5 separate regions of the Mus musculus genome follow, and regions 2, 3, 4 and 5 are each linked to region 1. Evidence: chromatin loops called from intact Hi-C (ENCODE). Cell type or tissue: heart. All regions are shown on one strand. Links, peaks and the distances in the headings refer to the core of each region. The heading gives the core; the rest is flanking DNA.

The links. Peaks named below come from ENCODE experiments on the same cell type or tissue, not always from the same donor. Only the 100,000 strongest peaks of a DNase experiment are listed, where the experiment ranks them.
Region 2: a loop joins it to region 1, with 2.9 times the contacts of the local background. A loop is called at or near these places in 7 of 42 quality-filtered maps.
Region 3: it touches region 1 in a loop (10-fold over the local background); 39 of 42 quality-filtered maps call a loop at or near these places.
Region 4: a loop joins it to region 1, with 3 times the contacts of the local background. A loop is called at or near these places in 4 of 42 quality-filtered maps.
Region 5: it touches region 1 in a loop (5-fold over the local background); 19 of 42 quality-filtered maps call a loop at or near these places.

What each region holds. Positions count from the first base shown.
Region 1 is chr10:77,128,614-77,133,464 of GRCm38, reverse strand. The region is part of intron 2 of Col18a1 (collagen, type XVIII, alpha 1); the gene reads left to right. Among named protein-coding and RNA genes, the nearest start is that of Col18a1, 35 kb to the left of the region's middle. In heart, for the core only: a CTCF peak has its summit at 2,703 (motif pointing left); a DNase peak (open chromatin) is centred at 2,754; H3K27ac peaks cover 3,058 bases.
Region 2 is chr10:77,506,880-77,511,730 of GRCm38, reverse strand. All of the region lies in intron 2 of Fam207a (family with sequence similarity 207, member A), which reads left to right. Among named protein-coding and RNA genes, the nearest start is that of Fam207a, 6.5 kb to the left of the region's middle. In heart, for the core only: a CTCF peak has its summit at 1,873 (motif pointing right); DNase peaks (open chromatin) are centred at 1,040, 1,880, 2,950 and 3,750; H3K27ac peaks cover 1,115 bases.
Region 3 is chr10:77,251,249-77,256,099 of GRCm38, reverse strand. It overlaps Gm40703 (a long non-coding RNA gene), which reads left to right and starts at 2,876. Exons shown (of 2, transcript XR_871845.2): 1 at 2,876-4,312; 2 at 4,487-4,851. In heart, for the core only: a CTCF peak has its summit at 3,062 (motif pointing right); DNase peaks (open chromatin) are centred at 3,069, 3,759 and 4,299; H3K27ac peaks cover 2,037 bases.
Region 4 is chr10:77,204,735-77,209,585 of GRCm38, reverse strand. Gm35837 (a long non-coding RNA gene) reads right to left here and starts at 3,199. Exons shown (of 3, transcript XR_871847.2): 1 at 2,990-3,199. In heart, for the core only: no CTCF peak of the experiment used is centred there; DNase peaks (open chromatin) are centred at 2,705 and 3,205; H3K27ac peaks cover 2,580 bases.
Region 5 is chr10:77,351,019-77,355,869 of GRCm38, reverse strand. The region is part of intron 2 of Adarb1 (adenosine deaminase, RNA-specific, B1); the gene reads left to right. Among named protein-coding and RNA genes, the nearest start is that of Adarb1, 65 kb to the left of the region's middle. In heart, for the core only: a CTCF peak has its summit at 2,296 (motif pointing right); a DNase peak (open chromatin) is centred at 2,299.

The DNA of each region.
Region 1 (4,851 bases), core at 376-4,375:
TTCATCTGAAGGCTGCTAGCAGAATACTGACTTCCAGACAGCTAGAATGATGGTATTCAAGCCCATGCCCACAGTGACACACCTACTCTAACAAGGTCACATCTTCTAATAGTGCCACTCCCTGGGATGAGCGTAGACAAACCCTCACAGGGGACCTCTCTAAGGCCAAATGGTTTGTAACCCTTGTACACAATGTTTTTAAGGGTATTTCAAAATCCCACCTACCAAAGTTCTCACATGTCTTCTAACATCTTTTATGCAACTATCAATATGAGTGACAGTGGCCTTGGCAGTTCACGTCTTTAAGCTGTAAGGGTTACCTCTTTGTAAAGTGTGTGTGTGTGTGTGTGTGTGTGTGTGTGTATGTGGTGTCAGGAAGGCCCTAGGAATAGGTGGGACACAGTAGACAATGGCCTCATCTTTAATCTTTTTGGGGAACATGTTCTAGAGGTAGTCATCCCTGCCTTGGCTCCATTATAGGGTACATGTGATGGACTGTGACACCCCCATTTTCTGTGTCATCTGTAACTCCCTGAGACCACAATCCTTGTGATTTTGGAGCCGAGTATGGAATACATTCCCAGCCCCCTTATAGAGTGAAACAGCTTTTTAATTTGGCTAAATAGGCTTTGTTGGGGCCTGCAGGCTGGGCCTAGGAAGGCACGGGCAGCTCACTGTCTTCACTGTGGGGGCTGCAGGCCAGGAAGGCTGTGGAGCTGGGTGGACCTGTGGCCAGCAGCCAGGCAAGCAGAGGAAAATGTCTGTATTCCACCTCTGTTTCTTACAGCTTACAGTCATGTCTACCCTGAAGCATGGTGGGCCAAATCACCAGGGTACTGGAAGGGTGTGTATTTTGCATCTTACAGGCTAAGGAACGCACATTTTCGAAAATATGCCCCTTGGGCTTTGGTATTATGTGTAGGCAGCTTTTCCTTCGGCAAAGGGAAGGCGGGTTCCTGGGGTGGAACCCCAACCAAGGCCCTTTGATGGGCGCTGATCTCTGCATGCTTCGGAGGTCTCTGTGTGGGGCCAGCCCACAGCTCTCGCGATTCACGTGGGATGAAGCTGCCTGTCGCCGTCCAGTTCTTTCAGAGAACAGCTTGTTTGCCGAATGGCATTAGCAGATTTGCCTGCAGCTGGGAGATGCTCCACGCTGACCTGCAATGATTTCCAGATGGAAACCCAAGGCTCCTCAGGGTGGGGTCTGGGGCTGGGGCAGCCCACAAAGTGCTTGTTCAAAGTATAAAGAGTGGCGTGCTGGAAACCTTTATGGCTACATGGCATGGCCAAGACAGTTTTATTGTATTTTGCAGGATTATTTGTCAATAACTTGAGGGGTAGGACCAGTCCTTGCCAAGATCAGAGAGAAGCTAGGGTCTAGAGTCCAGATACAAACAGGAAAGCCAAGAAACACTGAAATCTCATTTAAGATCTATGAGGGCCTCACACAAGGAAGACCTTACAGATGAGGCCTCAGAAGACAGCAGGATCACAGGGACAGGCAGGGGTGGGGTGGTGGGGGCAGTGAGGGGTTGAGGCATGCACAGAAACTCTGGATTCCAGAGATAGGTCAAAGCTACAAAGTTGCTGTGAACCTCCACAGGTAAGACTGGGCTTCCTGAAGCTGCTCTAATAAGCCAGCAAGAATCCTTGGCTTAAGACAAGTACCCAGCTGGAAGCAGGAAATGTGTCCGACTGGCTACAGTAGTCAGGAAATGTAACAGGCAGGTTCCTGCTGGGAAAACCATTCTGGCTTTCCTAGACTCTGGAAGCCGCTCACTCACCCCTGTAATTCCTTGGCTCCGCTCTGAAGACTAGCATGGCGGGGAGTCCCTCAGGTTGAACTCCTCTTCTCCCTAAGAGAGCCCCAGGGGTTAGGCTACCTCGTATCCCTGGCTTCCAGGGTGAAGAGGTCGGCAGTGTCTTTTACATCCACCTGTAGATTAATTGCTGCTGTAAGGCTCAGCAACCATAGCTTCTGAGGATGGCAGGCCTCTTGGGTATTGTTCTCACGGAGGAAAAGACATTTCTGACCCATATGACATAGCTATGGCTCGGACAGAGCAAATTTACCTGGTTGGGTGGGTGGGAGGCCTGGGTTCTTCTCCAGCATTGGTGTAGAGGGAAAATCCACTCCCAGTGTGGAACATAGGGCAGAGTCACGCTGTTCTGTGCCTTGCTGTCCAGTTTCTGGGCTCCCCACCCTTCACCCCAGGACCCCCACTCATGGGGTTTGCATTACACGAAAGGGAAGTGTTTGCTACCCACCAGGAGACAGTATATAATACGTTATCATCTGTTTGTAGCTGTATGGTGCAGGACCAGGCAAGCACCTAGTGATGCAGACAGAGAAGAGGCTTAGAGGCTGCTGGTGGGACTGGAGCTGCCCACATAAGGGTGGCCTGACACCTCTGTAAAACAGGGCACCGTAGGGGACAGGCTCCATTTATGCCTATTGGCTCCTCTTGTGTGTTTGTGTGTGCGCGGGCGTGCGCTCATGTGCACACGAATGTAAGTAAGAGCAAAGGTGTGGACAGAGGTGCCATGTGCCGATTGTGGGCTGAGAAGTTATTCTCTCGCTCAGAGTTACTGTATATAAATTTCTTTCCTGATACAGTATCATACCACAAAGAGCTCCTTAGAAGAGCTTGCTTGCAAGTGGCTAAGGAAACTGGGTCTATGGCTCCCTCTAGTGGCTAAGGAAGCTGGATCTATGGCTCCCTCTGGTGGCCAGCACCTCGTCTGAGACCATGTCCTGACAGTCTTGGCTGCCAGACAAGTCCAGGCTTTAGCAGAATCAGAGTGTTTCCCTGGAGTGCCTGCCTTGGTGGACACACGGAGGCTGGCACACTCCAGGATGCCAGAGCCCGACTTTGAAGGGATCTCAGCAGTTACTCACCTTGGCAGCTCAGCTTTAAATCCTGTCGAGTGAATCATGGCCCGCATGAATCTGTATCCTCTGCAGTGTGGGTGAAAGTCAGAGAAAGGCTCTGGGAAACGTTTGAGTGAGAACCTGGGCCACTCACCTGTTTCTTTCCCCATGTCATCAGTAGCCCAGAGTTGGTGGGAAGCTGATCTGGGGTGCCACCTGGCTTCCAGGCTGCAGGAGATGGGGGGTGGGGGTGGGGGTAGTCCAGTCCTGCCGCACAGCTTGGTTTTTTGGCATCTCTGCTCTTCCCTAATTGCATTCCATGGATTCTGGGTAGAATTTATTGTGTTACTTGACCACATGCCACCTGGTGAGACAGCTGGGGAAGAGCCAGGAAGCCAGCTGCCAGGTGTGGCTTGGCGGGCCACAGGTGGGTTTCTGAGCTGCCATTGGGAGGAAGTGGATCAGGCTGGGGTCCAGAGCTGACAGAAGCTAGGGACCTTTGTCTCTCCCAATCCCCTGCTGCTGTGACCTCAGTGACATACTCAACTGGACTTGGGAGTCATCTCAAATTTTTCAAAGAATCTGATGGCAGGGTAGGAAATGAGAATAGATTGTTGGCCATGGGCCCGGGCACAGCGTGGCACCTCACTCTGGGGGGAAGGCTAGCCTTTCTTCCAGCTGTGCAAAAACAGAAATGGGCCCCCAGGGCGCAGATTCTCAAGGACCTTCACCCGCATTCTGGCCATGGGAATTTCCACCACCAGCTGTTGCCTGATGAAGGCAGAATTCTTCACCACAGATCCCAGACCTCCTGTGGTTGGTCACTTTCTAGCAAAGAGTTAGTGCCATCATATTCTCTCTCTCTCTCCCTCCCCCCTCTTTCTCTCTCTCTCTCCCTCTCTCCATGTCTCTCCACCTGATCTTTAAGCAGGCTTTCTCTAGGGAACTCTGAGGAGGGTGATATGTAGATCCAGGCTGAGCATCACTAGCCTCTGTTGAGTGAGTAGTGTCTTTCTTTCTTTCTTTCTTTCTTTCTTTCTTTCTTTCTTTCTTTCTTTCTTTCTTTCTTTCTTTCTTTCTTTCTTTCCTTCTTCATCACTAGCCTCTGTTGAGTGAGTAGTGTCTTTCTTTCTTTCTTTCTTTCTTTCTTTCTTTCTTTCTCTCTTTCTCCCTTTCTTTCTTTCCTTCCTTCCTTCCTTCCTTCCTTCCTTCCTTCCTTCCTTCTTTCCTTCTTTCCTTCTTTCCTTCTTTTGTTTGTTTTTGTTTTCTGAGACAGGGTTTCTCTGTGTAGCCCTGGCTGTCCTGGAACTCACTCTGTAGAGCAGGCTGGCCTTGAACTCAGAAATCTGCCTGCCTATGCCTCCCGAGTACTGGGATTAAAGGTGTGCACCACCATGCCCAGCCAGTGTTTCTTTTCTATCCCACATGGGCAGCCCTTGGCAGCAGCCCTGGGAGGGTACAGGTTTCTTCTAGAGGAGATGCTGTGGGCTCTTAAGGTCCGAGTAGCTCTCAGGCTTGTGGGGAGAGGTCTTGAGACTCCCTGGGGCCAGTTTGGCAATCTCAGAAGACAGAGGGGACCAGAGACAGAATCCTGGGATATACTGACACACTGTAATACCAGAGCTGTAAGGGATTGCTGGGGAAAGGCAAGAGACTAAAGAGAGAAGGCTGGAGAATGAGAAATGCCTCAGACCTGATGCTCTGGCATGGGTCTCCTGAACGATTGGCAGTGTGCAGATAGTCTCAAACAGCCACAGAAGTGTCCTTTAATGATTCGGTGACAGCGAAGTCCTCTATAGTCCTTCCCTACTCTTCCTGGCTCCGTTCTTGGCAGTGTGTTCTCTCTTTCCCTACAACTGAAGGAAGACAGGGAAAGCTCGCTGAGGTTCCAGTGTGGACTTCCTGTATATTCTTCTGTTGGTTTCCCATTTCTGCTCATGCTGCTTCAGTAGCTTGGTTTGGTTTCTTTCTTTCTCCTT
Region 2 (4,851 bases), core at 336-4,335, 380 kb before region 1:
TGACTTGTGTCAGAGTGGTCACAAAGGGAGCTGAGTCCTTGATTCAGTCTCTCGCTGCATCGGGCATGACTTGGTGCTCAAACCTGACCGGGGCAATGCAGAAGAAAGGACAGACACACGGACAAGAAAGCCTCTGGCAGGCTGTGTTCTCTCTGATGGAGGACACGTAGGCAGTCTGGGAACTCAGGGTGTCGTAGGGTTTCTACTGATGTGACGAAACACCATGACCTACCCATGGTTTGCTCAGCCTGCTTTCTTATAGATCTTAGGACCACCTGCCCAGGGATGGCACCACCCACAGTGGGCTGGGCCCTCCCACATTGATCACTGTTTAAGAAAGTCCTGTACAGCATTGCCTACAGCCTTGTCTTATGGAAGCATATTCTCATTGGAGGCTCCTCTGATGAGTCTAGCTTGTGTCAAGCACCAAATAGCCAGACCAAGGGCTCTCTGTAGGGCAGCAGTCTCACGCTGCAGTCATCTGCAAGGCTGAAGGTGTAGTTGGTGGTTTCTGTACTCACTGATCAGTGGTAAGCACTGTACTTGGACCAGAAGCCTTTGCTGTTTCTGTGGGTCTGAGGCCTTGGGGTCCCCGATGCCCACCATGTGGACAATACACATTTACTGAGGACTTCGTACACAGCTCCATAGTCATCTCAGTGACCTGCTGGTTTCAGGGGCGCACGCACTGCCTGTGGGTGCTTTATGTATGGGTCACTGCAGTGCCTCTTGCCCCTGTCTCAGAAACAACTCGACACTTAGCCCAGGAACTGAGGTAGCTCTAAGTGCAATGAATGGTCCTGAAGAGACTAGACATCGCCATGACCGTCTTATGTACACACGGGCTGCCATACCATGTACAGGCTTGTAGCCCCAGGAGGTGGCATGGCCAGTGTCCCTGTGAGTGCTTTGCTGGTGGCAGCTCTCATCTTTCTGTTGGTACCTTGGGGACCAGCCCCCTTCCTGCTTCCCTGAGCTTATCTTCCTGTGGCAGACAAGATCTCTGCCTGGGAGGTGCTGGGCTCTGCAGCTGTGCTGTGGGGCTTCTGACTTATGTGTCCTCACCTCTTGCCCTGGGAAAAGGAGTGAGGCTGGTCTGGAGATACCCTGTCCCCGGCCAATAAACTCAGCTTTGTCCTATGGGATAGAGGGTCTTGCCTGTGCAATCCTCCCGTGAAGTGGCCTGTGGTTCCCCTGCCTGCTCATTTGGCCGGTGTGGAAGGAGTTGTGGCAGACAGCATGAAGCAGTCTTTCTCCCACCCCCATCCTGCACGTGGTGTGTTACCTGGTGTGCAGAAGGCTTGAGCTGGTACAGTGAGCCTGGTCGTGCTGCTGCCTGGCAGATGGTCACAGTATGCTGTCTGGGGCCGCCTTTGCTGACCTTGGGCACGAAGCTAGAACGTGACCGTGTGCTGTTCAGAGAAGAAAGTCTGCAAGCACACATTTAGATTTTATTTCCAGTTCTCTGTGCCCGCACACTAGAAGACCGCAGAAAACAAACCAATCCGTTTTCCAGATTATCATCTGGACTCTAGCTCCGAGCCGTGGGCAGGCTGAGGCAAGTCCTGCAGAGGAGGAGAGCAGAGCCAGGTGGGGGAGGCTGTGAGAAGCACGGAAACCACCCCACCAGTCGCTCTCGATCATGGGGCAAAGGCCACTGGGAGGCGTGGGGGAAAGAGGTCATTAAGAGCCCTAGGCAGGGTGAGGTGGCCCCAGGAAACCCAGAGTGCACTCCATGGTCTCCTCAGGCATCATGACAGGCTCCTGCCCCATTGGTTGGTTGTATCTTTTCAGACCCTGACCTCCCCTGTGCTTAGCAGAGTGTGAATGTGCGTTTTCAGGCTCCCCCTCCTATGAGCAGCAGGCCTCTGTGACTCTGGCCAGCAGAGGGCAGCAGAACCTCATTTCCTTCCTAGGTCCTGGGGCAGGGGACCTCAGCAAGCGACTTCCTTCTGTGTGTGGAACCCTCAGAGGAGGAGTTTCTTTAGGAATTGTTTAGAAGACTGCTGTGAAGTCAGAGCTATGGCAGCCAGTAGGATGTGCATCACCGTCTCTATTCCACTCCCAGGCTTAGCCTTTGCACAGAGCAGGGAGTCACGGGAACAAGCTCTAGGAGCAAGTCACAGCATGAGTTGACCTTGGCTGCCGTGTTGTGTGTGTGCTGGCTGCTGAGCTGTGGGGTGCTAGGCTGACATACTGGTGGACAAATCTTGTAGAGATGCCAAACACCATGTTGACAAACACGGTCCAGTAACTCTTTCTGTGTGTCCCTTCCAGTGACATTCCTTGGGTCCTCAGTTACCTAGTTGTGGAGTGTGATGCGGAAGTGATTGTATGTGCCAGCCGGGAGCCAGCCGGGGCCTGGTTCTGTCCTTCCTGCAGCTTTAGTATATAAGGTGCCATGACCTATCAGATTCTCTTTCCAGAGCTTGAGCTTAACAGCTGGCCTAAGTTAGTAAGGAAACAAGGCTGCATCTGTAATTGGGACAGGGACATGTTCCAAATAGCAGAACGGGCCACACTTTCATCAGGCTAAAGCTGCCTGTTTTAAGGCCATATAAACAGTTTAAACACGCAGTAGCAGAACATGTAGTAGAATATGTGTGTGGGCTCACCAGCCAACCACACTGCCTGTGTGCCTCCTGTGCTCTGCAGTGAGTGGACCATGTTGAGTGCCCACCTCTACCCAGCAGGAATTGCCCTTCTGTGCTGGTGGTCCGGCCCAGAACTCTTGTGGGACTATTATCTCTAGGCCCCAGGAGATTGGACCTGGTGTATAGGGCTCTTGGGGTCCTGGCATGCTGAGTCTTGAGGATACTTGGATACGGCTCCTTCTCCGTGTCCTGCTAGAGGCCTGGCCTTAGCTCTGTAAGTACAAAGCCAGCCCTGTAGCAGAGGCTTGACCATTAGGGCCCTGCCTCTACTTGGAGTTGTATGAAAAGGGATAAGCATCAGCAGGGACACCTGACCCTGCCTTGGTGACCTGCTAAGCCTGGTCTAGTGTGGGTCCTGTGTGTGACATCACGTGGGGCCTACTGCATGCTCCATTGTTCAGAGCCGCATGCCCATTTGATTTCAGGACCCACCTGGTCCTTCAGCCTTTGGGTACTCAGAGAATTGTCTCTGTGCTGTATCCCAGGCCACCTCACCTGACGATAGGTAGCTTCAAGGAGGTGCCATTTTTTGGGGGGGGGGAGGGTCTTGGCAACCCCAGGGACATTGTACGGTTTTCCTGGCCCGTTGGTACCCAGATGCCTTCCTGAGCCACTGCCCCTGTCCACAGTCAGGAGGCAGAGAGCAATGGATACTGTGTTCAACTCACTCTCTCCTTTTCTGCAGTCCAGGGCTCCAGGCCATGGGTGGAAGGCTCTGCCTGTATTTAGGGTAATTCCTCCCACCTCATTTAGCCTCATTAGACAATCCCTCACAGATACCTAGCCCTTCCTCCTTTTTACAGTTTAACTGCATGTCTTATTACTAGTCTGTGTGTGTAGTGCATATATGTGTATGTGCACAAGAGCAAGCCTCATGTGTTTCGAGGTCACACAGCAGTGTGAGAGAGTTGACTGTTGCTGTCTGCTGGTGCAGGGTTCAAACACTGTCAGGCTTGAGCACTAATACTGCCCAAGCTCTCCAGCCCACTGCCTTTTATTCTGAAACCCATTCTCTCACCCGGGTGCACACGGCTTTTCCAGTGCTGCTTATCTGAGCTATTTTGTCACAGTACTAGAAAGCTGACCAACACAGAATGCTTGCCCCTCTCCCTCCGCGCTGTGACTATTGAGCATCCTGGGAGGGCTGCTGGTTACATCTCCATCTCTCTCTGGCACTGGGAAATCCTGATGCAGGACTGAGGTCACTGCTGTTCTCACCCTTCCTGTCTGTCCAGTAGTCTTGCTTTCAGCCTGGTCCATGGTGGTTGGTTTAGGTCTCACTTTGTTGCAAATTTTATTTTAAACATTTTGCTCATCCTTAAGAGTAAGCTGTAGATGGGAGTCAGTGTTACACATTTGGGCCTGGCCTGCCCTGGGCCAGTTCCTGGTACCTGTTCCAAGTTCCAGGTCTCTGGTAAGGAAGCTGGGGCTGAGAAGCCCTGCCCCTGTACAGCAGTTGGTACTGTCAAGTCTCAGAAATGCTTGCTGGGCTCTGTCTCCTTCCTTCACGGGATAAGGGCTGCAGCTGATGCCATGACAGCTGGTAGCCAGGAAGAGGCCTCCAAGCTCTGTTGTCCCCAGCTCAGCTGGGACTGAGCTGCTGTTCTGTCACAGTGGCTCCTGTGAAGCCCCCTCTGTTTGGGCAGCAGCCACAGCTCATTCTGTGTATGTTTTCTAGCCAGCACAGGCCTGCTGACGTCACAGACATCCCTGTCCTCATCATGGAGGCTACCCATGTCTGTCTGGTTGCTGCCTGTTTCTGGGCCTGTCTTCTGCCCACAGGGAGTAACCGTCAGCCTGTGCAGAGTCCAGTGAAGCGAGCGTGACCATCAGTGCCAAGTGCAGCAGGATCCTAGGGCTGTGTCAGGCCTCAGCTTCTGCATGACCTCAGCATTCCAAACCCTTTGCATCTGCAAGAACAGCCTGTTCGGTTCTGTTTCTCCGGAGCGACGGAGGGCTAAAAAGGTCACATTCTAGCTAGCGTTCTCAGTAGCCCGCTCCAACATCCTTCCTTGTGTGCGGTGCTAGGCATGTGATTGCTAGGGCCAGTCTCCACTGACCTCGGTGTTATTTTTACTTTGGAGTAATTGCACAATTACCAAAAGTTGAAAGAATCATCTAGAGAGAATTACTTCCTGTCCCCTGGGATGTCTTCCCACTGGGCACTTCTGTGTGAGCTCCCACCCCCGTTGGTGGT
Region 3 (4,851 bases), core at 609-4,608, 120 kb before region 1:
GGTTTGAGTGAGAATGGGCCCCATAGGCTCATACAGTGTAATACTTGGTCCACAGTTGGTAGAACTGTGAAGGACTGGGAGGTGTGGTCTTGTTGAAGTAGGTGTGTTGCTGGGACAGGCTTTGAGGTTTCAAAAGCCTACACCATTCAAGTTGCCCCTCTCTCTGCCTTGTCTTTGTGGATGAAATGTAAGCTCTCAGCTACTTTCTCCGCATGCCTTCCTGCCTGCTGCCATACCCCCCTGCCTTGATAGTCATGGAGTCTAACCCTGTGAGACCAAAAGCCCCAAACAGACTCTTTCTTTTATAAGTTGCCTTGGTTACGGATCTCAGCAAAAGAAAAATAATGAAGACACTATTTGGATGTATTCCAATGCATATCCTATGAGGCAGTCAAGAGTACCGATTTGGCCTGAACTAGATTTGAACGCATGGGCAAAATTTTGCTTTAAATAATTATTATTTTTACAAACCGATGTGAGCTTTTATTTTGATTCTCAGACTAAGAGGCCAAGAACCTGGAATTACCGAAACCCAGTCATGGGTAACAGATCACTTCAAGGTTCTTCAATCGGGGCCTACTCACTGCAGGGGAGCAACTGATCCTGAGAACAGACACTGCCCTCAGAGCTGAGTTAGGGCTGAGGGGTGCACTTTCCTGCTGCCTGGCACTGGTGGGTTGGAAATGACCCCCATGGAAGCCAATCTCTCTTAAGGAGAGCCACAGAAGTGCCCCAGATCAAAACTTGGAACCTGGCTGACCACAATTGGCAAGCAAGGCAGACTGGGAATGCCTCTGCCTCTAATACTTGGGAATCCTGGCTAACTGGTTCCACCCAAGGACCCATTCCCATGCCTAGTGGAGTCCTTCATCATTATTGTGGGTGGCTCATGAGACCCTCTTCTGAGAGATAGCCATGTATGTGCTGAGAGCCTGGAGGCCATGGGCCCTACCTCACCACCGACAGAGTCCACTCCAAAGTCCTATGATTCTGGGGCAGCTAGCCTGGCCCTGCCTTGCCCAGCCAGGGAGCCTCTGTGCTCCTGCCCCTGTTTCTTCCCAGAACAGGGGGAGCATGTAGAGACTCCCCATGTTGGTATGTGCCTCCATTTCCCCCCTTTCTTTATGATCCCCGGCCTCCCCTGCCCTGGGACTTGTTTATTGAGCTTCCTGGACTATGCCCTTGAGAAATCTCGAGTATTCATTGAGGCAGAAAGCCCAGGTGTTGTAGGGGAAACGGAGGTCCCCTTTTGAGTTCTTCGTCGTGCTAACACAAGTTTTAAAAGAAGCCTGAGACTGATTTTTATTGGGGTTGGAGAAAAATAACAGGGCAGGTAAGCTTAAAGTCTTGGCAGCTTCCCAGAGGAGGGAGATGAAGAAGAGAGAGAGAAAGCCGTGTCTTCTGCACTGGAGGTTTGGCAAGCGCCTACATGCTGGAAAAGAGGGTGGGGGCTTCAAAGAGAGGAAGAAAGGCCAGGGTGTTAGCGAAAGCAGGCTTAGGCTTTTGACTGGAATTTGGAAAAGAGATAAGGGAAAGAAAACACATGCTTAGTACATGAATCTGAGTTCAGAGGTCAGACCCCCATTTCAGACTCTTGTGTCCTAGGGGCTAGAAAGGTGGCTCAGCGGTTAAGACTGCTCTTCCAGAGGTCCTGAGTTCAATCGTCAGCAACCACATGGTGGCTCACAACCATCTGTAATGGGATCTGGTATGTCTGAAGATAGAACAATGTATTCATAGACACAATGAATAAATAATTCTTGAAAGAAAGGAAGGAAGAAAAGAAAGAAGGAAGGAAAGGAAGGAAGGAAAGAAAGAAAGAAAGAAAGAAAGAAAGAAAGAAAGAAAGAAAGAAAGAAAGAAAGAGAAAGAAAGAAAGAAAGAGAAAGAAAGAAAGAGAAAGAAGAAGAAAGAAAGAAAGAAGGAAGGAAGGAAGGAAGGAAAGAAAGAAAGAAAGAAAGAAAGAAAGAAAGAAAGAAAGAAAGAAAGAAAGAAAGAAAGGAAGGAAGAGAAAGAAAGGAAAAAGTACTCCCAATACAGGAAGCAGGCTAGGGAGCTGAGGAAAGACCTGGAAAAGCCTGTGCTCACTAATAGAGCATTTTATTATTTAGTGATTGATGGGGGTGGGGGTGAGCCCAGCCCATTGTGGATGCTTCTCTCCCTGGGCTGGTGGTCCTGGGTTCTATAAGAAAGCAGGCTGAGCAAGTAACAAGGAACAAGCCATTAAGCAGCACTTCACTGGTGTCGCATCAAGTCCTGCCTCCAGGCTCCTGCCCTGCTTGAGTTCCTGCCATGCCTGCCTTCAATGATGAGCAGAGATGGGGAGAGTAAGCCAGTAAACCCTTTCCTTCCCAAATTGCTTTTGTTCACGGTGTTTTATCATAGCAACAGTAGCCAGAAGACAGGCCCATGATTCTTTGTAGGCTCTTTACATAGCGCCTGTCAATCTGTCCATTCGTCTGCATCTCTCCCTTCTCTGGATTTGTCTTTCTCACACATGCTCAGTGGCTTAGATGTAGGCCAGGTGAAGAAGGGCATCCACCGGAACTCTGCAAGCTAGTATTTTCATATGTGAACCTTGATGGCTTATTATCTAATCCTCACCCTCACGTACACAGTGGGAAAACTAGATGTATGTTCTCCACCTAAGCATTCTTGAGGTCTGGGTTCCGTCCCTGGGGCTGCAGAAGACAGGGTGTGATGGAGCACGCTTGTAACCCTAACACATTGGAGCCTGAAGCAGGAGGATCAGAAGTTCAAGGTCACCCTTGGCTATATAATGAGTTACAGGCCAGCCTGGGGATGTGTGAGACCCTGTCTCAAAGCAAAGCAAAGCAAAGCAAAGCAAAGCAAAGCAAAGCAAAGCAAAGCAAAGCAAAGCAAAGCAAAGCAAAGCAAAGCAAAACAAAACAAACAAAACCCACTTAACCACAAAAACCAGGAAAAGCCCCAGGAAGGAGCAGCTGGAAGCTGCCTGCTTCTATCCCTGTCTACAGAGAAGGTAACTTATGGTTGTCTGGGGAGCCGAGAGTGCACTGGAATTCTGCTGTACCTCATGCAACCACAAGAGGGCGAGAGAGAGCCTTTCTCTAGAAGTTCCTGCCGGAGGTGGGAAATACTAGCAGACCTAGCAGACACAATGGGAAGAGTGGGTGGTCAGACCAGGGCTGAGCCCAGAAGTAGACAAAAGGGGTACAGACCACCCGGTCTTGTTCCTAGAGAACTCCTCCAAGATCAGGCTTTGGTCCTCCATGCAGCTGGTGCCTGACAACTGAAGTCACCTACAAAGATAAGGCTAAGATCCTCACTAGAGGAGAGAAAAAGCCCTATTTGATCTCAGCCTAGGTATATCTTGTAGTTCACAGGGCCACACTTAGAAATGTCCAAAGTTTTATACACAGACAGACAGACACACATACACACACACGCGCACTCAAGGCTTTATCTGTCCCCATCAGGTATCAGAAAAATGTCCCATTCCCTTGAGAGAACAGTGTCTTGAGGTGGGAAAGGTCCTGGGCCTGCTGCCCTCAGGAGCAAGGAGGTTCTCCTTTGAAACAGACAGACCCCTGTGGAAGTTGGGGCCCCGTAGTGCAGGGATAGGGATGTGGGAACAAGTCGGGAGAGGCACCGCGAAAGGAGCTGGCTCCCTGCCCTGCTTGGGGACAGCTATGCAGTCATGTGACGAAGTAGAAGCCACATGCATAGACACCCAGCGGGGACTATAGAATGGGCGGAGAGGTATACAGTAGGGGCAAACTGGTAGCCACCATGGGCCAGGGCAGAGGGTGGGAAAGTATCTTAGGAACTGCATGATAGCCCTTGAGACCACACCACAGTTATGAAGTAGGTCAAGAGTTGAACCGCTGCCCATAGAGGCCACCAAAGGGAGCCAGATGGTGGGAGCAATAGGCTGGCCACAGACCAGGAGTCCAGACACTGGGAACTGGTGTCTTGGGGCACAGACATGCACATCCCAGCCCGACTTTTCTATTTACTGAGTCAGTTACCAGGATTCACATGTTGAAGTTTGGGGCTTTTGTGTGGAATTCCACCCTCTCGCTCACCATCATTCCGTGGTAATAAAATCCTGGCTTTGTCCCTGGAAATGTGCAGGGAGGTGACTCGTGTGTGAGTCACCAGCCGGGCAGGGAGTTCCGGTTTTTGTATCTATGGCTAAAGGCCATTCTCCGATGGGTTTCTCAAAGGAGCTTGGGACTGTCTGCAAAGGGAGCCCTCAGAGATGGCGCAGCCTGCTCTACAGCCGAGGAGTGCCCGTGGAACTAAGCCATCAAATGTGACCAGGCATGAGGTTCCGTTGGGAGTGGGGGGAGGGGACTGGCCAAGGTGCAGCATGGAATGTGGATTTGTGCTGCAGGGTAGACCCTGGAGGACTGGACTAATGTGAATAGCTATGCCCGTAGATCCAGGGGTTCCCCTGCACTTGGGGTTACCTCTTATCCTGGGGGTCTCTCCCTCAGCACAGCTGGAGCAAGCCATGGGGACAGCGTTTCCCACGGAGGAAATCTAGCCTTCCCGTGGTGTACTCTCCAGGAGCTGATGCGTGGAGCCCACTTTCCTGGGGAAGATTGGAGTTGCTCAGGGCCGTGAGAATCCACCCCACCGGATCTGGGATCCAAACACGGGCAAATGTCACAACGTGCGCAATTTGCCTTATTTAAACAAGCTGCTCGCTGTGTTTGCAGGACTGGGCTCAAGGACAGTCTTCTTCCCCTCGGTGGCGATGCAGGGAGATGCAGGCAGAGCGGGTGGAGGCCGGGCTTCCTTGGAATGAGGCCCAGTGGACCTTTTCTGATTCATAAGAAACCTCTAGTTTTATTGCAGAATCAC
Region 4 (4,851 bases), core at 356-4,355, 76 kb before region 1:
TAGCTGTGTCCTTCCCCCACAAGCTGGGTCTGAGTCACCCCCACAAGGGCCACTCTGTTCCCAGGCCCCACTGACCCTCCTCTGAGCCTGGAGTGCCGCCAGCCGCCTCGAACCTTGCTTCCAGCCTCCTGATCCCCAAGCTAGCACCTTTGACCTTCCCCACCCACATGATCCCCTGCTGGCCCAACAGAGGCTGTGAGGTACGCAGGGGATCAGGGCAGAGTGGGCCTGGCCTTTCTCCTGCTCTCTGCTCTGCATGAACTTTCCTCCCCAGTTGAAAGCCCACTGGAGGGCCTGTGGGGGCTGTAATGGCCCTCAGCTGGAGGGAGCAACCTCAGGAAGCAGGAAGGAGCGTTCAAGACCAAGCAGTCTTCCCAAAGAGCACCGAGTGTATGCCTGAGTCTCCTGTGTGAAAGCTGATCTGATCGCAGTAGATCTCTCTGGCTGAGTCTTGACCCAGGAGGCCCAAAGAGTGAAGGAGAGAAACAAAAGTGGGTGCAGGGTAGCCCTCTGTCACGGACACCCAGCTTAAAGATGTGATCTACATTATATTAGTAAATTGCCACGTGCTGCTTGCTGGCTCTGAAGATGCCCCCTCATCCCCCTTTTACACCTAAGCACGTTTGTCCCAAAGTAACCTCCAAGGTCCCATGTCTGGAGATGGCTCCACTCGATGTGGTGTAGTGAGAACAGTGAAACAGGCCAAGAGCAAAACGCGGTGCCCTGGAGCACAGCTAGAAGTCAACCGTTTCCAACCAAGGTGACCCATTGTTTATCCCAGGGCAATAAATGCGCCCACAGTGGAAAAGAGAAGCTGGAGGGTCGGCCGTGGGAAGCTCGGCCATGGGAAGCTTGGCCACGGGGAGGAGAAAGCTCAATCGGGAACTCCAGCCGGTGCTCCGACTTCCCCAGTCAGTTTCTGCAGGATGCTGTGAATATCCAATCCAGTGATGTCATCTCTGTCAGTTGCTATTTGTTATTTTACTTGGAGACTCCACTGAGAGGACTCTGTTCTGCTTGGACCATGGGGTGGGGCTGGGGGAATGGGGAATGGGACACCCCAACTGACTGTCTTCATGGGGATCCAGTCTTCCAGTTTTTGCTGTTTTATTTATTTTTTGATGTTTTGAGTGTCAAGTTTGATGATTTTTGTATATTCTCTCTCCCTTTCTCTCTATTCTTTGACTTTACCTTGCTTACATAAACTCATTCCTCCAAAACTGAAGATACAACTGTCATAGATCCTTCTCTGCACCCTATAGAATAGCAGCCAAGTTCAGATGATCAAAAAACACCCAGAGAAGACCACAGGCATAGAACTCTGGTGTTTGCATGCAGGTGAAACCCCGTGGGATAAAAAGATATAAGCTGCTGGGCAGTGGTGGCGCTCGACTTTAATCCCAGCACTTGGGAGGCAGAGGCAGGCGGATTTCTGAGTTTGAGGCCAGCCTGATCTACAGAGTGAGTTCCAGGACAGCCAGGGCTACACAGAGAAACCCTGTCGAAAGAAAAAAAGAAAGAAACAAAGAAAGAAAGAAAGAAAGAAAGAAAGAAAGAAAGAAAGAAAGAAAGAAAGAAAGAAAGAAAGAAAGACAAGCTAGTACAGGGAGGAGGAAAGGCCTGCTCCTAGGTCCCGGTAGGCTCTAAACTCTAGGAATCTATCTCGAGATTGTATCCAAGTGTTGGGAAAAATGGCCTTTGCTCCAGCCCCCAAAGCTTGTCAGGATGCTGAATACAGAAGTTTTTTTTCTTCTCCGTTGTTACTTCACCCCACCAAAGGTGGTCTTGCCCCTCCCATGTGAGTACTTGTGTGTGTGTTTGTGTGGATATGTGTATGTGTGTGTGTGTGTGTGTGTGTATTTGTGTGTGTGTGTGTGTTTATGTGGATATGTGTGTGTTTGTGTGTATGTGTGTGTGTTTGTGTGGATATATGTATGTGTGTGTGTGTGTGCGTGCAAACGTGCTGCCTTTCCCTGCACCAGAGGAAAAGGAAACCTAGTTATCCATAGGTGTGTGGCACATTGGCCCTCCCTCTCCTGTCTCACAGTAAGGAGTTGCCATCAGTTGTGGGGTCCCCTGTGTCCCAGCTTTTACGGTCACTGTTGTTAAGGACACTGCTCTGAGGCCAGAGCAAGTTGTAACCCACTTGCACCTCTAGAAGATTATCATAGCCTGGAAATCCCCGATTTCCTTTATTGTCTCAGACAAGACTCACTCTCTTGCCAAGGTTAGAGTGATCCTCCTGCCTCTGCCTCAGCCTTCACAGTGCTAGGGTTACAAGTATGCACCTCCACACCTGGCACCGACTTCCTCCTTAAGCAGCCCTCTTTGCTCTCAGGCAATTCTACTCCCAACTTCGAACCCCAGCTTTTGCACATATCTCCTGGTTAGAGCACAGCTGGTCACCTCTTTGTCCCTTCAGACTTCCCTGACCTGCCTCTGTATGACAGTTGGCTGGTTTCTCCCTGGAATGGGTGCCTGTGGTTCATCTAATTGATTAAAGCACACATGGTGCCCATTGTGGTGACTGCCAATGCCACAGGTTCTACATGGGAGAGACAAAGCCAGGTGCGGCCATTGACTCTGTACACCCTGCCCCTCCTGCCCCAGCCCTCAGCACTGCTAGGCTTTAGCCCTGAGGCTTCTCTGCAGCTGAGCAGGAGGTTTACCCCATCAGGGTTCAGATGGCTGTGTGACTCATACCCCAGCCACTTCCTTCTGGATCTATTTCCCAAATATCCAGAGTTTCACTTGCAACAGCCAAGAAATTTCCATCTGTTCGGAACACACAATTAAAAATAAATCCAAGCCAGAGGAAGCTATGACTCAGCAGGGTCCCAGAGAGTCTCTCAGCAGCCAGCAGCAAAAGTGGCCCGAGCTCTGGCTCCACCCCCCTTCCTTAATTCACTCTGTAAATGCTGACCCAGCTCCTGCTGTGTGACAAGCTTTGTGTGGACTGGCTTGTGGAGGTGACATGGTATATACCTACCTTGCTATTGTCAAGCTGGAGCAGGGCCAGACCAAGTGGTAGGGCCTAGGGTAAGAAAAAGAAATCAGCTTTCTTTCTGGTCGTAGTTTGAATCTCAAATGTCCTCCCTCTACACCCCCAGGCTCAGGCTTATTCCAGGTGGTGATGCTATTTGGAATGGAAACATTAGGAGGTGGTACCTAGCTTTAGGATGTAAGTCCCTGGCCCCTGCTGCCCCTGTTACCTGCCTACCATAAGGTGAGCAATGGCCACCACACACTCTCACTCCCATAACGCTTTGCCCAAGCACAAGGGGACTGAGTGACCATAGATGAAACCTCTGAGACCAGGAGCTAAGTAATCTCCCTTTAAGTAGTTTGTGTCCAGTATTGAGTTGTAGTGTAAGACAAGTAACCCAAGACCTGTCACACTTGCATCAGAGACAAAGAGACAGAAACATAGACACATGAAGGCAGAGGTAGAGACAGTGATAGAGAGACACAGAGAATGAGAGAGAGACAGAGAGAGAAGAGAAATAGAGGCAGAGACACAGAAACATGGAGAGAATCAGAAAAAGACAAACAGAAACAGAAAGACAATAACAGAAAGTAGGGTTGAAGAAATGGCTCAGTGGTTAAGAGCACTTGCTGTTTCTTCAGAGGACCAGAGTTCATCTCCCAGCACCCACAGGAAGCTGCTCTCAGCTATCTGTAAGTCCACCTCCCGGGGGATTCCAATGCCTCTGGCCTCGGTAGGTCCCTGCACTCAAATGTACATACCCCATAATGCACACACATATGCATATTAAAATAATTTTTACAAAAGACATTGAGGGAGGGAAGGAGAAAAAGAGAAAGAGGCAGAGAGAGGAGAGAAAGAGAGAGAGAGGGAGAGGAAGAGAAAGAGAGAGAGAGGCAGAGAGAGACAGAAAGTCAGAGAGAGATGGAGAGAAACAAACAGACAGACACAGACACAGACAAAGACAAAGGGTGGGGAGAGACCACAGAAAGAGACAGAGAGGTGGAAAGGAACATACACACACAAAGAGAGAGAGAGAGAGAGAGGGAGAGAGAGAGAGAGAGAGAGAGAGAGAGAGAGAGAGAGAGAGAGAGAGGACAAAAGAGAATTAGAACCTCCTCAGACACCTTGGGTCACTTGTTTGTGTCCAATAGCATGTGGAGATGTTACCATACTGCTACACAGGCATTTTTCTGCTTGGCTGCTAAGCCCAGGCCACTTTGAGACATTCAGGGCCCACCCTCTTGTTCTGTGTCAAGGTGTTTACAGTCAGCGTGACTGACGCGGCCGTGAATGATCCTGCTGTCGGTCAGCAGCGTGCAAGGGCCCCAGGTCCTTACGTCTTTTTAACACTTGGAATCAGGATTTTCCCTTTAGCCTTGCTGCCAGCAGATACCTTGTGGTTTAATTTGTATTTTGGGGGTTGCTGAGGATGGAGGGATCAGTAAGCTTGAGCCTTTCTAGGGTCCTGACAAGCTAAGCCTGCATCTTGGGTCTGTACGTTACTGATGGAACAATCTCCGTGCATTTTACACAAAGCATCTGTCTGTTCTGGGAATGGCCTGCACCCCATCTCTCCGGGTTTTCATCTTCTTGTTAGAGACCTCTAGTGACAAAAGCTATTATCTTTCCCCCTGGGATTCTGGGATGGAACCCAAGGGGTCACGCACACTAGTCCCACACACTGAGCCGCCTCTCCCCAGGTCCTTGTATTTCACATGGTCTGATGTGCACTGCTCCAGGTCTGATGAGGAGGTCGTGCTTATACCTCTCGTTTGTCTCATTAAAAAATTGTTTACATTTGCAGGGTGGGAAGCAGAACCCGGATGGAGCAGGGGGGTGGGGGGTGGGAGGACAGGAGCAAG
Region 5 (4,851 bases), core at 421-4,420, 220 kb before region 1:
TCCCTGTCACCCTAGAGTTTTAGGATCACTTACTTGCCATTTTATCTGTAACTAATAGCTACACCTAAGAAATATATCCATACCAGGCTTCCCTGGATGAAACTTCTCCTTAGCCTTCCTGTGCTCAGCAGCCACCTGTGCCTGTTGCTCCAGGGACCCACTGTGGACTGTGAGAACCATGGGGGCACCATGCATTGAAGGCAGAGACAAGGGCAGGTCATCTACAAGACTCAGTAACTAAATAAAAACAACGGCTATTGCAGGCAGAGTGGGGAAAAATCATCTTGGAAACCCAGGGACATCTGAGGAAAGATCAAACTGAGCAACCTGGAGCAGGTAGTTTCTAAGGAGCAAGACTGGGAGAGGCAGGCTCACTGCAGCCACCAGACAGTGGGAGGCTCCAGGAGAGGAAGGCAGGGAACCAGAAAGGCCTCCTGGAGCTGAGGAATTGCTGACCACAGTTGAGAGTTTATTAGACATGTTGGAAAAGGTAAACAGGTGTGCTAGTCAGATGAAACCAGTGGCAGGTGTGCTCTGGAGCTCTGTAGGCCCTCATGGAAACTGCTGCCCCGTGTTCTCAGCTGGTACTTGGTTATAGAGCTAGCATGATGCTGAACACCGCCCTAAGGGTCTAACGCCCACAACTCTCCAACCTCGTTATAGCATGGAAGAGGGCGTTTGCTGACCCATGGCAAGTCCCATGGAGGCCCTTGTATATAGGGCTGGATGGAGCCAGCAGGGGTACAGTCTACCCACTCTGTGTTGAGAAGAAGCCTCTTTGTCCTATCTATAGATGGACTGGTGAACAGCCTTGCCAGCCTGTTCTATAGAGATACTGCCATGATCCCAATGGCCTGGCTCTGCTTTCTATCATGATGCATCCCCTGGTGATACATAGACAGACTCTGTAGTCCCTTACTGTAATCTAAAATGGGGGGCCAGGAGGGACGGACGGACAGGGATCCTCTGTTTGAAATATGTTTGTCTTGAACACTCTCTCCTTAAAGGCCTGAGCTGAGAAAACGGCAAACTCTCTGGATTTGGGGAAGAAACTGAGTTGCTACTTTCACATGTACTGTGGGCTTTTGGTAGCTGTTGCTATAGGGGGCACCATTCTAAAGAGTACTTTTTACACTCTACGTATTTGTTCTTTTACCCAGAAAATGTGCCTGCCCTGTGGATGGGCCCAACTGCAAGGAGAGTTGGGTAGGACCACGGGACCGACCTTGGAGCAGAGAGCCCTGGGCCACCACAGACTGCCTGTTGTGCAAGGAGCGCTGAGACCATAGTGTAGCCTCTGATTAGGAGCCAGTGCTACCCAGGATTCAGTCCTTGTGATCCTTTGGTAGGTGCAAGGCTAGTCTGTGTTGAAGAAGAAGGGGACTGCTTAAGTTAGTGACCTAACATTATTTTCACTTTTAAAGTTTTTAACTTGTCTGAGTAAAACTTGTTTTAAAGTACATCAAGTTTGAGGTTCTAAGTAGTTGCCTTCTCTGTTGGGGCTCTTAAGTTTTTCATGATTGAAAAGGGGCCTGGAGATTTGGCAGAGTCTGAACTTACTGATTGGTTCCAGCAAGGTCCCATGGGAGACAGTGGGCAGAGCTTAGAATACTGCAGACCCTGGGTATCTCCTTCACCCACAAAAGCTTTGCCCAGGGAGCTATCCACCATGGCAGTTGACCCCCTTCCTTAGTCTCTGGCCTGAAGCAAACTTTATGTGGTCTGTCTGATTCCCTAGAGTTGTCAGGCTTTTATGGCCAGAGACAATCAAGGCCCATTGACCACCCAGAGAAAGGGTGACTGTACAAAGGACAAAGTCAAGGCCAGGCACCTTCTCTCAAATATGTGTACCCACTAGTGGTCTTAAGCAGAGGCGTGAGCCATCTGAGAACGTTGGCAACATGAAGTGGAACCAAGTGCAGGAGTCTCAATAAGTAATTTAACAGATCTGTGAGGACCCCTAGCCAGGAGTAGGGTGAAACAGAAGGGAACCAGCAACCTAGAAGCCACAGAGAGTGGAGCTGGGAGAGCCTGTGCAAGTGCCCAGGCTAGGGCACAAGTCTAAGGAGAGACTTAGAAGGATTTTGACCTATTCCAAAAAATATGCAGTTTCCATCACACTACTACCTCTTGCCCTCTGCAGTCAACTTCCATGCCCCAATAGTTACCCTGGCTCATTCTGGCCTCAGCATGCCCTGTCTGAAGGAAATGTTCATATCTGCTGTGCAGCTCAGGTATCAAGCATCAGCTCCACCCACTGGCTATCATCTGCCCTGAATCTAAAGCAGCTCTGCTGAGTGGTGTCTTCTGGACAGCAGGTGGTGCTATCAGACCACTCCAGAGAGAGCAGGCAGGCAGCAAGATGAGCAAAGCTGTTGAGTGGATGCGGGGACATAGCAAGTAGACTGAGTTACAGTCCCTCCTGTTTAACATGGAAAGTGTGGGCTTGCTATCCCCAAGAAGGGTGCATGTGTTGTTACCACTTATTTTTTATGGTGTATTAAAGAGTAAACGCAGTGCTTTCACCGTAGTTGGACAGTGTTGTTGCACGTAGACACAAGAGTCTGAAGGTTGGCATGCTAGCATGGCTCTTCACCTCAGTCAAGCCCTTTAGTGCAGCATCAGTCCTGACAGCTTGAGAACCACCAAAACTGAGACATACCTGCCAGTGCTAAGCAGGTCTGCATGCCCCGGTGAGCCCAGGATTTGTCCCAGGGCTACCTCATGTGACTGGCAGATGGAGATTCGGGGAAGTAAGAGAATGGGCACTATATACAGCCTGGTCCATTAGAGGTGGAGAGGCTTTTGGTGGATGCCATGGAAATGTATGGACTATGCACATGATGGACTGTATAACTCCATTTTAAACAAGCATGGTGTTAATCACTGTAAAGCAATCGATGGGTGTCTGTTCACCTTCATACAGCCACTCAAGTGAGCTGGTACATGTGTAGGGACTGGTAGGGTGAGTGAGGACCCTGAAGCACTCAAAATAGCATGTTCCTTGGGGACCTTTCTGCTATACCCCTACCTCATCTACGCCAGCTTATAATCCAGTGTAGGCTTTTCCATTTCAGACTCAGACCCTGCCTAGATGCATCCTCCTGTGGACCTGCAGACACCCTGTGCTCTCCCTTCTGTTCTCCTTTACGCTCTTTTTGGATTCTACCTTCCTGTCCAGGAAGCTCCTGGCCAAACTTCTAAGCACCATGGGATGCTTGCTTCCTACTTTTTGCACTGCCGAACCCAAGTCCTGACTTGTGTTCCTCCATTAAGCCTTACCCCTGACTGTTCCCTGCCAGCCTCCAGCATTCTTAAAACTAGGTCAGAAGCAGATGAAAACTCCTGGTAACAGTCCTGCTTCAGTCCTCTCTGTTGAGTGGCTGCTACTTTCCCTAGGAAATCCCACATGCTGAGCCCACGGACCCCTACTTTCATCTCTGCTTAACGGCTTCGCAGTTAGGCGGGTACTAACTGCCCCTAGACACTGCCTACAGGATATGCATGCTTGATGCTAGACACTGCCTGCAGAGCATGCATGCTTGGGGCTCAAGGCCAGCTCCCTAACCAGCTTGAGGCCCACTTCCTTTCTGCCTTACAAGCTTGGAGAAGCCTTACCCCATGCTGACCACCCCAGGTGTCTTTCTTTTTTTTTTTTTTTTTTTTTTAAAGATTTATTTATTATTTTATGTAAGTACACTGTAGCTGTCTTCAGACACACCAGAAGAGGGAGTCAGATCTTGTTACGGATGGTTGTGAGCCACCATGTGGTTGCTGGGATTTGAACTCTGGACCTTCGGAAGAGCAGTCGGGTGCTCTTACCAACTGAGCCATCTCACCAGCCCCCCCCAGGTGTCTTTCTACCATCCACAGGGCATGCTATCATTTAGTTGTCTGACATTTTCTGTGCATCCTTCTTGTCTTTGTTTGGACATAGGTTTCCTGACAGCAGCTATGTGTCTTTTGTTTCCTGATGTCTCTCAAGCACTGTGGACATGCTGTGTGTAGTGGAAATCCAGTAAATATGAGATAGATAAGGCAATATTTTGTTGGTTTTCTTATTAACAAATACTTGTGAGATGTTTTAATATTCTTTGAAGAAATGACTTAGTGGTTACAGAGGACCCAGTTTGTTCCCAGCACCCACTGGGAGACTCACAACCATCCAGATCCAGTGTATTTAATATCTCCCTTTGCCCTCCAAGGGCACACACATGTATACATAACCAAATTTAAACATTTTTTAAAATATTATATTGAGGAATGCTACATTTTCTCACATGTAGATTTTTATATAAATACCCAATGAATAACTGACTCAGAGTTTATAACTCAAACTCTTGAAAGAGTAGACTATTTTGTATGTGTGTGGGTGGGGGGGTTATTTCACTTAAATTTCCACATCACAGTTCATCATCAAAGGCAGTCAGGAGGAGTTACAGAGACAAAGTTCAGAGCAGAAACTGAAGGAACAACCATCTAGAGACTGCCCCACTTGGGGATCCATCCCATAAACAACCACCAAACCCAGATACTATGGCAGATGCCAACAAGAGTTAGCTGACAGGAGTCTGATATAGCTGTCTCCTGAGAGGCTCTGCCAGTGCCTGGCAAATACAGCAGTGGATGCTCACAGTCATCCATTGGACAGAGCACAGGGTCCCCAATGAAGGAGCTAGAGAAAGTACCCAAGGAGCTGAAGGGGTTTGCAGCCCCATAGAAGGAACATCAATATGAACTGACCAGTACCCTCAGAGCTCCTTGGGACTAAACCCAATCAAAGAAAACACATGGTGAGACTGGTGGCTCTAGCAGAGGATGGCCTAGTTGGTCATCAATGGAAGGAGAGGC